Regions from separate parts of the Homo sapiens genome. Here all the other regions are linked to region 1. A link is a contact called in ENCODE Hi-C data. All regions are on one chromosome and are shown on one strand. The core of a region is the stretch at or near the end of the contact, and the rest is flanking DNA. Distances in the headings are between cores, read along the strand shown. Region 1 holds the start of HOXC-AS2 (HOXC cluster antisense RNA 2). Region 2 holds the start of TNS2 (tensin 2). Region 3 holds the start of SP1 (Sp1 transcription factor).

What was found. A loop is a pair of places that touch in the nucleus more often than their neighbours do. Pooled maps may share reads with other maps.
Region 2: a map of gastrocnemius medialis shows a loop between it and region 1 (4-fold over the local background). The contact joins the promoter of TNS2 here to the promoter of HOXC-AS2 in region 1. A Hi-C loop is called at or near these places in 1 of 168 maps with a recorded cell type or tissue (gastrocnemius medialis) and 1 of 50 pooled maps.
Region 3: a map of Panc1 shows a loop between it and region 1 (6-fold over the local background). The contact joins the promoter of SP1 here to the promoter of HOXC-AS2 in region 1. A Hi-C loop is called at or near these places in 1 of 168 maps with a recorded cell type or tissue (Panc1).

Annotation. Positions count from the first base shown.
Region 1 is chr12:53,995,110-53,998,648 of GRCh38, forward strand. It overlaps HOXC-AS2 (HOXC cluster antisense RNA 2), which reads right to left and starts at 1,676. Exons shown (of 3, transcript NR_047505.1): 1 at 1,561-1,676; 2 at 724-800; 3 at 99-409. RefSeq lists an enhancer at 108-676.
Region 2 is chr12:53,048,067-53,051,605 of GRCh38, forward strand. TNS2 (tensin 2) reads left to right here and starts at 1,999. Exons shown (of 29, transcript NM_170754.4): 1 at 1,999-2,194. The coding sequence starts at 2,120. The region is part of intron 2 of TNS2-AS1 (TNS2 antisense RNA 1); the gene reads right to left. RefSeq lists enhancers at 1-159, 160-1,003.
Region 3 is chr12:53,378,528-53,382,066 of GRCh38, forward strand. SP1 (Sp1 transcription factor) reads left to right here and starts at 1,649. Exons shown (of 6, transcript NM_138473.3): 1 at 1,649-1,771; 2 at 3,132-3,286. The coding sequence starts at 1,765. RefSeq lists enhancers at 742-1,242, 1,146-1,445, 1,278-1,572, 2,423-3,181 and a silencer at 1,686-2,315.

The sequences.
Region 1 (3,539 bases), core at 426-2,925:
TGTCTGCCTCAGGAGATGCGGTTTGCCTTTCTGTCTGAGACGCCCCAAACCCTGAGCTCTCCTTCCCAAGGCTGGAAAAAAAATCGGGAAAAACGGCGGAATTTGCACTTTCATTCATTGGGTTATCTGCAACTGAGAGGGGCTGGTTAAGGCGTCCCCAAGTTGGAAGGGCGCTTTGCTTCTGTTTTCTGGATGCAGAGTCCTCTGACTCCCTCTGCCACGGGCTGAGTTTCCGGCTCCAGGTTCGCGTGTCGCCCTGAGGTTTGAGGCCAGACAGCTCGCAGTCGGGCAGGGAGGGCGGGGGAGAGACGAGCGGCTCTGGCCCCTTAATTGTACTTCGGGCTCGTATTGTCTCTCCTTTCGCCACCTCCGCTTCCTCAGTCTGGGCTCCAAAGTCACTGCAAATTTCCTTGCGACACATACATCACACAAAAGATCAGGTAACAAGGCGCTCAGGGCCACTGGGGCTCCGGGCAGGGCAGGGAGCGGCTCTAGCTCTGGGGCGGCTCCCCCTCCAGCCACTCCCAGGCTGGAAAACCAGACCGCGTTGGGGGAGCCGGAAATAGCCCCGCTTGCTGCGGAGCGTCAGGGCGGGGGCGCCGGCGGGAATGCAGGCCCGGCAGGCCGTGGCTTTGAGAGAGCCACGTTCACAGGCCCTGGGGATTTCACTCCTGCTGGGCCTCGGGACCTGACTCCTGGTGTGTAGGGATCCCAGATACCCACCTTGGGTGGGGGCAGGACGCGGGTTTCCTCGCGGCAGGCCAAGAGAACTCAGTTTCTGCTTCCAGCGCAGGCCTTAGCTAGGAGGAGTTGTGTGTGGGTGTGTTTTTCCCAACAAAGAGGGATCAGGAGAGAGAAGGGGGGAAAGTAGAGGGGAACCAGGGAGGGGGCGGGGAGGGGAAGAGGGCAGTGGAGAGGTGAAATGAGCCCATTTCAGGGGGAGAAGGAAAATGAAAGCAAATGGAGTACGGCCTTCTCCGCGCAGGGCGGGTGCTGACGAGCCGGGAGCGGGCTCCCTGCCTGCGGCAGCCGGGATGGCCCGCTGGGGACACCGGAGAAAGCCTGTTTTAAATTTAATCCGAACTTGACGGTGTGGATTGAACCGGAGGGAATTTAAATCACTAAAAGGAAGGCGCGGGGCAGGGGGAGGGGACGACTCTAACCTGTCTATCTTTCTGTCTGTCCTTCCCACGGTGCTAGTTTGGTTGTGGCCGCAGCTGCCCAGGTTTCAGGTGATGGAGTAAGGGTGCCCCTCCCCCTCAGGGGTCTCTCCTGTGCCCAGTGAAGTCTTTTGGGGGTGGGAGGGAACTCTAAGAACCAGAGTGAATGCACAGCTGCGAGCTAAAGCTGGGGTTTCCCCCTCCCCAACAAGAACTCCCAGTGGCCTCCAGTCCCTGGGTTTGCCCCAGCGGTGCTGAGGAAAATTGAAGGGAGTATGTGGGTGAGGGGAAGTCTGGAGTATGGCAGAAGATTCAGAAGGAGTAACTGAACCCCAGGAAGACAGACCTTCCTTCTTGGTGCCCCTATATCCTTTGTGCCCCGCCCCCCGCACCTACAAACCTGGATTTGAGGGAAATCTGCAGGTCCGCTTCAAAGCCCTGGTCTGCCACCCACACCCCTCCAAATGTGGAGAATGGGGGCTACAGGCCACATGCAGTTGTGGACCTGCGGAACCTCCGCCCAGTGGACTCCGGAACTCCCAGCCTCTTCTAGCCCCCCTCCCCAAGGCCGCCTCTCTCCGAAGGGCGCAGGGAAAATGAGGCATTGGCTGGGAAGGGGCTGTGGGCGAGGCCTGCTTCCTGATCCACAGCCGTGCCTGCCTCTGAGTGGGAAGAGTTCGGAGGTCATAGTCCCAGAAAATAAAATAAAATAAAGGAAAGCGACAATCTCCTTGGTTTCACAGGGGATTTCACGGCAGCAGGGATCCCGCCGGTGAGCCTCACTGCCCGCTGCTGCCGCCTCCGCAGAGTGGGCAGGCAGGGTGCGCAGGCAGCTCAAGAGTTGAAAAGAAGGCGGTGTTCAAAGGGGGTAGGAGAGAAGGGGGCATCTCTTTACGGCCCCAATGTCTATTTGAGGAACTCTCCCAAATAGCAGAGGCCCATAGGGGAGGCTCCTTAGGGACTCTTTCCTCCAGGAAAGCTGAGGCTGGGGCAGCTGGCCTTGTCGCTTGGAGAAGACGCAAAGGAAGAGCAGGGGTGAAACCTCTTTCCTCTTCTGTTTCTTCGCTCCTTGAATAGAGCAGGGCTCAGCCCCCAGCTGCCTAAGCGGCTGTCTGGACCAATATGGGGTTCTATATCCCTGAGGCCTAGAGTACCCATCCGAGCAAGTCTCCTGGGAGGGGCAGGAGAGGAGCCCTCTTCCGCCTTTGTGTCCAGACAGAAGTGGCCGCCGCGCCCGGAGCCGGTCCCGCGGCAAAGGCCCGGCAAGCCAGCGGGCTGCACAATGCCACGGCTGCTCCGCCAGCTCGCCCCTGCCCCGTCCTGCCTGCCTACGGCCGCCCTTCCTCCGCCTCCCTCTCTGCACGCCTGCCTTTCCCGGCTCTCCTATCTCTTTTCATCTTGCCTTCCTTCTTTTAATTCTCCCCCTTTTTTCCCTTTATTCTAATGCTCCGCTTCCTTCTTTCCTCTCTTGGGCCTGACTCCATGTTTCAGTTGGTCTGTCCCAGGCTGTCTCGGGTTCAGTCTCTCTCAGGCTCTGTCCCCTGATGTCCTCTTGGTCTCAGTCTGGCCCCGGGCCCCGCTGAGGGCTAAACGTCTCTGCTCATCGCTGCCAGCAGCCGCCCAAGTGCCGGGCCCGGTCCTCAGCCGCCCTGGGCTGGGGGAGGTGCTGGCTGTACTGGGGATTTGGAGAAAGCCTCGGCAGGGGGACTGGAACCTCCTGTCTTTTCCTTGAACTAGTGAGGGAGATTTTTTGATTGACAGCTAACCCAACTCCATCAAGGCCAAAGAGATATTCTGTTTCTTGTTGTAAGTTGGGCTTCCCAGCTCAGTCCAGCTCAAGGGAGGGGAAGACAGTGGCGCCAAGGAGCTGAACCCCCAAGTCGCCTCTCCCCAACCAAACACATCCCTCATCCTCCCCCATGAGTTGAAATCCCAGCCCCGTTAAGCCGCCCCCTTAGACCAAAAAGGAAAAGGAAAGAGCCAGAGAGGGGGAGGAGCAGAGACTTGGGAGGGGGCCTATGGAGCTGGGGTCGGTGCTGCCAGCTGCAGCTGTCTCCCCCTAACTTTCCTCCCCCCGGAACACACATACTATACACACTCTCCCCAGCCCCTCTCCACCCCAGAGGAGAAAGATCCATAGAGACGCAGGAGAAAACTAGCCCCCGCCCCTACCCCTGGCGTTTGGTCCCCTCCTGGGGACAGGAGAGGGAAAGAAGGGCAGGCGTGGCCGGGTCTGGGAAGACTCCTACCCTGCTGCCTCCAGAGCCTGCATCTCAACCTCAGCTCCTGTCTATTTTCCCTGGCCACAGACTGGGACTCTTCCTTTCTGACCCTGAAATTGCACCCCTCCTTTAAATTCACTCTACCCTGCCTAAGTGC
Region 2 (3,539 bases), core at 749-3,248, 950 kb before region 1:
GAGGAGGGTGAGGGTCCAAGAGGGTCTAGTGATGCCTTCCCAGCCCTCCTCAAGTGAGCTACTTTTCCCCTCGGGACTGGCTCATAGGGATCCCATCCCTGCTTCCCTTCCGAGGTGCGAGTGCCACAGGATGGGAGGGACTCACAGCCACAGTGGATCCTGACCACCCCACCCCTCACCGAGCTCACTGCTTGGGCACCTCCTTGCTGGGTCTGGGTGGGGAGTGTGAGACCAGTGAAGGTGAGAGGATGTCTGGGGACCTGTTCCAGGTGAGGGGACTTTCAGCCCCTATGGAGGCAGCAGGAGAGTGAAGCATGTAGAGGAGTCCTGGTCAGGGCCATGTGCCATAGGAGCAGAAGCTGGGACTGGACAGAAAAAAGCCACCCCCACTGCCCACCTTGTCACACTGCCCCATCTCCCCCAAGCAGGGCTGGGGGCTCGACAAGGCCAGGCCCGGTTGCCCACACTGGCCGGGGGCCTGGAATGTGCTGGGACACAGCCAGGCTGGCAGGATGGGGGTGGGTCACAGAGCCCGTGCTCCTCTCCAGTTACAGGCAGGGAGCCCAGGCCTGCCACACAGATGCCACCTTCTGGCCAGGATATCCTGGGGACACATTTCTTGGCCTGGAAAATTGGAGCTTCCAGGGAGAGGTGTCAGGCTAGGCCCAATCCAGTCAGGTCCTCGCAAGGGTCTCAAGTGGGCACCCACAGCAGGCCTCACCCCAGAGAATGCAGGATTCTTCATCCCAGGGAACCCATCCTGGTGGATATGAAGGAGCAGGAAGCAAGTAGAAGGGACTCCGTGGGAGAAGCCAGGGCTGGGGGAGTTGCCTGAGTACTGGGACATTCAATAAATACCATGCAAATGAGAGGGGCACATTTGCACATTCTTTCAAGTGACAGCTATAGCCTGTCCCAGGGGCTGCTGTCCACAGCTTGGGGCTGAAGACTCCCAGGCCATTAACCCCTTAGCTTTTAGGAAGATTACTCCCCCTTTTTCAAGGCCCCATCCACCTCCCTCCCTTGACTCCCAGGACGGGAAGTTGGCCATGTTCCCAGGAGGGAGGCCGGAGGCCCATGGATGGGGGTGGAGTATGTGTTGGGAGGGGGGACCTCCTGTCCAGTCCTCAGGCCCTGGGACAGCTGCTGAGGAAGGAGAGCAGACCCAGGAGAGCCATGAAGGTAGTACTCAGGCTTCGGGGTTGCCGCGGGGGGAGGGTGCAGCCCTTGGGTAGAGAGCCCAAGTTGCAGGGCTGGAAAGAGGGCTAGGGATCTGTGAGATCATGTCTGAAACAAAGCCAGGGAATGGGTGAGTGGGGGGCACTGTGTCAGGAGCAGAAACCTGGGGGCTTTCAGGAGAAGGGCCTCATATGCCTTAGGCTGTGGCAGGAGAATGGATTACTCCCCAAACCTGAGCAAAGCAGTCTTGTGGCTGGAACTTGGCCTTGCAAGGTGTATTGAGGGTAAAGGTGGGCGGTGCATGCTTTCCTTTTCCTACTTCATAACGAGTGAAACTGAGACAGGAAGGGGGCCCCCAGTCCCATTTTTACCTGACTCTCAGGACACACTCGGGATCCTGGGCCTGCCTGCTGGTAGTAGTTCCCAGCTCCACTCCCTCCCCAGCGGAAGTCCCTCGAGAGCTTGAGAGTTCAGGCTGGAGCCTGGCTGGGACACACTGTTCCCCACTTGCCCTTTAGCCCTGCCCCGAGACCAGAATTCTCACCCGGCCCCACCGGGGGTGGGGGCAGAATCTCAAGACCATGGATCCCTGCAGATCCCTGGAGAGTGTGGTGTCCCAGGTGTGGGACAACTCCAGAGTTGGGGGAGTAGGGGGAGCAAAAGATCACAGGCTGACACTCCCAGCAGGGTAGATCCTGGGAATCTGATCTCCTGGCCTCCCCCACATCCTCCCCCCTCCACTTCCTGGAGCAGCGACCTGCCCCCTTCCCGCCTGCACTTCCCTCCACTTCCAGGGCCGGGCTTCTCCTCACACCAGCCAGACAGCCTACCCTCCGCCCAGGGGAAGCGGCTGCCTCCGCCAGGCCGCTTCCAGGAAGCCCCGGGCCAGGCCCCAGCATTGTTCAGGCCCTGGGGCCAGCACCCCAGCCAGCCGAACACCATGAAGTCCAGCGGCCCTGTGGAGAGGCTGCTCAGAGCCCTGGGGAGGAGGGACAGCAGCCGGGCCGCAAGCAGGGTAGGAGTGCCCACCAGCTGGGCAAAAGAGGGGCAGGGGTGGAGGTGCGGGCAGTGGGGGAGGGGACCAGGAATCAGGCCAGGCCTTCTTCCCAATTTCAGCTTCCTCAGCCTTCTTCCCTGGCCCAGCATCCCCTCCGGAGTGGCCAGGGCTGTAGTGTGAGGGGATGTTTGGGTTAGAGTAGGTCCTGCTGTCTGTTTTGGCTCCTCTCACCTTCCCTGCTCTAGCCTGGGCCAACCCCAGGAGGTCCTGGCCCCCCAACATAAGCCCCAGGTGCCTCACTGCAGGACTTTGCCATGCGCTATCCAGGTATCCTCCAGCAGGCTCAGAGATCATCAGGCCCCTTCCCTGGCCCAGGGAAGTTTGAGGGAAATGGGGTGGCAGGGTGGAAAAAGAGAGAGGAGAGGGAGTCAGGAGTGCTTTGGAACTGGAGGTTTGCTTTCCACTGACAACATCCATATCTGCTGCTAATGCCAACATGCTCCCAAGTGTCTTAGTGGGTCCCACAAAGTTGATCCAGCCCAGAAGAGTTGCAGGGACAGTCAAGAAACCAGAGGTGCTGCCCACATCCCCATCACTCCCTTTCCCAACTTCCCAGCCTTGCCCCAAAAGCAGCAGCTCAGGACAACCTGAGATACTACTGTGATGGGTCCCCGGGAGGAGGACAGCAGGAGTCTGAACTCCAGAGGAGGGGGAATATGGGTAAAACAGAGAGATGGCAAGGAGACAAGCTGTCCCCAGACAGAGGATGGGAGGAGAGAACCCACAGTGGGAGGGGAAGGGACTGAGATAGGCCTGGGCCATAAGGGGGCATCCCAGGCTCCTGCCTCACTGCATCTCTGGGTCAGGAGGGGCTGAACAGGGAATCTGGTCCACTCCTTTCTCATTCAATGCGTGAATCCCAAGTGCCAGGGTGCAGGGGGTCGGGGGAGAACTCACAGCATCCAAAGCCAGCTAAACATCTCTCCCCAGTGACAGGCTTCTATCTGTTTCCCTCCAGCATGACCACCCCCATTACACAATTGCTGTCTGCTGCCTCAGTGCACAATGAGTAAACATGTTGTTCTGACCGTGGGGGAGGAGGGCATGTCAGCTGCCTGGAGCGTGGGGACAGCAGGAGCTAAAGGAGCAGGACTGGCTGAGGCCACTCCTGCCGGCTCAGTCTGGTGCTGCAGGACTGACATACAACACATATGTTTGGAACCTCCCTGCTCACTCTGCACACAGGTCTCCATGCGGGGAGGACAAGATGGGAAGAGTCAGGGAGTACCCTTACCACACCAGGGGGAAAGCCTGAGCATGGAGGCTTTTCCACAAGGGCATCACACACCAGGGCCATGTGAGG
Region 3 (3,539 bases), core at 399-2,898, 620 kb before region 1:
AATCTAACACTACAACTCATTTGCTTTGTGACCTTGGGTAAGTCACTTCTCAGCCTAAATGTCTTCACTTATAAAATACATAATATAGCTGATACTTAATAAAATCTTCCTTTTAAGGATGACATGGAATACTAACTGCCTCCCTGACTTAGGCACCTAACACGGTAGGCAGTCAGCAATCACTTCACCTTTTTACCTGTTTAAAGCAGCAGAGGCCTCAGTTCTTACCTTCAAAGGGCTTAAAATAGTTTAGGAGAATTCACATTTTAAAACATAAGAACATATAAGCAGGTGACAACATATAAGATACAAATACTGAAGGACATGACCTCATCGTGTCATTGACAAGCTATTAAGGCCGGCTCCACCAAAACACGGATAAAGAGGAGGCCAGAAATCCAGGTGCCTGCAGTAAAGTTTCTTAACCTTCGTGATTGCAAAAAGCTGGAGCTCAGCTATCTTGCTTTATGCATAGGCGGTATTTACTATTAAGGGGGAAAAAATGGAAGTGACTTATCCGCACTTTAGCCTCAAGGCTTGAAAAGTTAACCAGTCGTTTAAGTGGTTAGCGCCTTTGTCTGGGGGAACTTAATAAAATCGCGTTTTCTGGAGTCTCACGGAGACTCTGCATATTGGTCAGCTCAGTATTAACTTATTCGGTGAGTGCTGTCACCAGATCTCGTCCCGCCTGCATTCCCAGGGCTTGCAGCGACATTGAGGCATCTGCCCGCCTGTCCGACCACCCGGGAGGGGGGTAAGATTTGAGAGGTACTTTATAGGGGCAGTTAAATGAAGACGCAAACAAGTCCTAGTGTTGATGCGGAACTGCGCGCCGAATGCCTTGGCTCTGACACCTGTTGAGCTGCAGGACTCCGCTAAAGCGTCCCACCTAATGACTGTAACAACGTCCCCTGAGGAGGGCCAATATGGCGACGGTCTCCTCTTGGCATAGCCCTCTTCCCTCCCTCATGATGGGCAGCTCCAGTAACGCCCATTGGCTAACTAGGAGGCGGTGCCAGGCCTACTTCGTCCCCTCATTGGATTGAATAACTGAGGGAGCCGCCAATTCTCCTCTGCCACTCCAAGTTTCCGCCCTCAGTTAATTCGGCGTTTAATTGGCTTTTAGTTCACGTCAATATGCGTCCTTTCCTGTCTCTTTTCAGTCTAACTCCAATCATAACGTTCCTGGCTGCCCGCCTGATTTCTGATTGGTTTTAATCAGCTTCATCCTCTCCTATTCCTGCCTACTTCTTACCTCTCCGCCCACTAGGATTTTGCCCAAGCATATCCCGGATTCTGGTTGGCCGTTGTTCTGTCATTCCTATCAAAGCTTTGCCTATCCCTACGTCTCAGGGAGCCCGCCTGCCGGTTGACTGGTTTCCTTCCAAGCCAATCATCTCCAGCTCCCGCCCATCTTCACTTCCTGCATCCTTCATTGGCTTTTAACACTGAGAGGGCGGTCTTTTTAGGCGGACACCAGGCACGCAACTTAGTCTCACACGCCTTGGAGAGCAAGCGAGTCTTGCCATTGGATAATTCCACCGTCTTTCTTCTGCAAGTCCCTCCTTTCCCCCTCCCTCATTGGGCGGGGCAGCAGAGAAGGGGCGGGGCCTAGGTTGGGCTTGTGGCGCGCTGCTCCCTCCTCCTTACCCCCCCCTCCCTGTCCGGTCCGGGTTCGCTTGCCTCGTCAGCGTCCGCGTTTTTCCCGGCCCCCCCCAACCCCCCCGGACAGGACCCCCTTGAGCTTGTCCCTCAGCTGCCACCATGAGCGGTAAGGATGAGTCCACTCCAAGCTTAGGGGTGGGAGGCGAGTGAGGGGGCGCGCGCGAGGGCCGACCGGGCGATCCCCGCCGTGAAGCGGGGGCGGGCGGGAGGCGGCGGCGGCGGCGGCCTAGGTCCCGCCCGGGGCGGAGGGAAGGGAGGGAGACGGGGCAGTGGCGGGGCCTCCGAGGAGGAGGGGGATGGGCCGCCCGCCCCGGGGGAGGGGGCAGCGTGGCCTCGCCCGCCCCCTGCCCGCCCCGGCCACGGGGGACGGGCCTTACCCCCCACTACTCGGCCGCCCGCCTGAGGCTCCTCCCGCCGGGGGCTGGAGCCGCGGGGGCGGCCCGAGCAGCGAAGGCCCCGCCCGGGCCAACCGCCTGCCTGGTCCGCCCTCTGGTCGCCGCCTGCTCCAAGGCCCTCCTCCCCCCACTTTCCGTAGATTTCCCTTCCCCCCCGCCCCCCACCGTCCCGCCCTTTCCACGCCCCTCACCCCGAAACCGCCCTTTCCCTCAGGGCCCGCCCTCCGCCCCGAAACCTTCTGACTACTAACCTGTAGATCCCTTTAGTTCCTTAGCAGTATTCACAAATGTTTTTCTACTCACACTTTTTACTTCTTTTTCCCCTCTCGTTACTTTTCACACTTGGATTTTTGTTTGTCTTTTTTTTTTTTTTTTTTTTTGAGACGGAGTTTTCGCTCTTGTTACCCAGACTGGAATGCAATGGTGCGATCTCGGCTCACTGCAACCTCTGCCTCCCGGATTCAGGCGATTCTCCTGCCTCAGCCTCCGGGAGTAGCTGGAATTACAGGCATGCGCCACCACACCCGGCTAATTTTGTATTTTTAGTAGAGACAGGGTTTCTCCATGTTGGTCAGGCTGGTCTCAAAACTCCCGACCCCAGGTGATCTGCCTGCCTCCGCCTCCCAAAGTAATGGGATTACAGGCGTGACCACCGCGCCTGGCCTCTCCATCTCTTTTAAACTTAATTTTAGCAAGCTTTCCATGCACCCACATGTTGTTTTATGCCTTACCTGTCCTTTTCCTTTTTTTCCCTTAGGATACTTTTTCTTATTTAGAAACTCTCACCATGCCTACCGTCCTTCACATTTCCTATCCCCAAAGCACTTTTTGAATGTTTTCTTAGTTTAATTTTGTACAAGGGAGAATTAAGGCCCACTTTTGGCACATTGAACCTAGTTCATGTCCTGCATGCCCTGCAGCTCCCCTCTGCCCTCCAATCCATTTTCTTTATACTGGTGGCTTTCGCCTTCCTGTTAGTCATTGCTATTTCATCATAGCCTCCTTTTATCCTTCCTACTTCATTTCTTTTCTTCCCTCAAGTTTACGTTGTTTGTTTTTTAATTATTTTAGACCAAGATCACTCCATGGATGAAATGACAGCTGTGGTGAAAATTGAAAAAGGAGTTGGTGGCAATAATGGGGGCAATGGTAATGGTGGTGGTGCCTTTTCACAGGCTCGAAGTAGCAGCACAGGCAGTAGCAGCAGCACTGGAGGAGGAGGGCAGGTAAGTGATAATCATAGAGTGGGGAAGGTGTTGAGAAGATGTAAATATTCTTAGATAATTGCCTTACTCTTCACAGAAAGCGTTTTAGGGAGAGACTAAACCATTTTATAGATAAGGAAGTAAGAGAATGGAGATCCCCAAAGACAAAGGAGTTTCAGCAATACAGATAGGTCAGCTTTTTGTTTCTGTTTTTTGCTCCTTGTCTGCACTACGTTGCTGTTTATTTGTTGTATACTGCCCCCTAGGCTGGCAG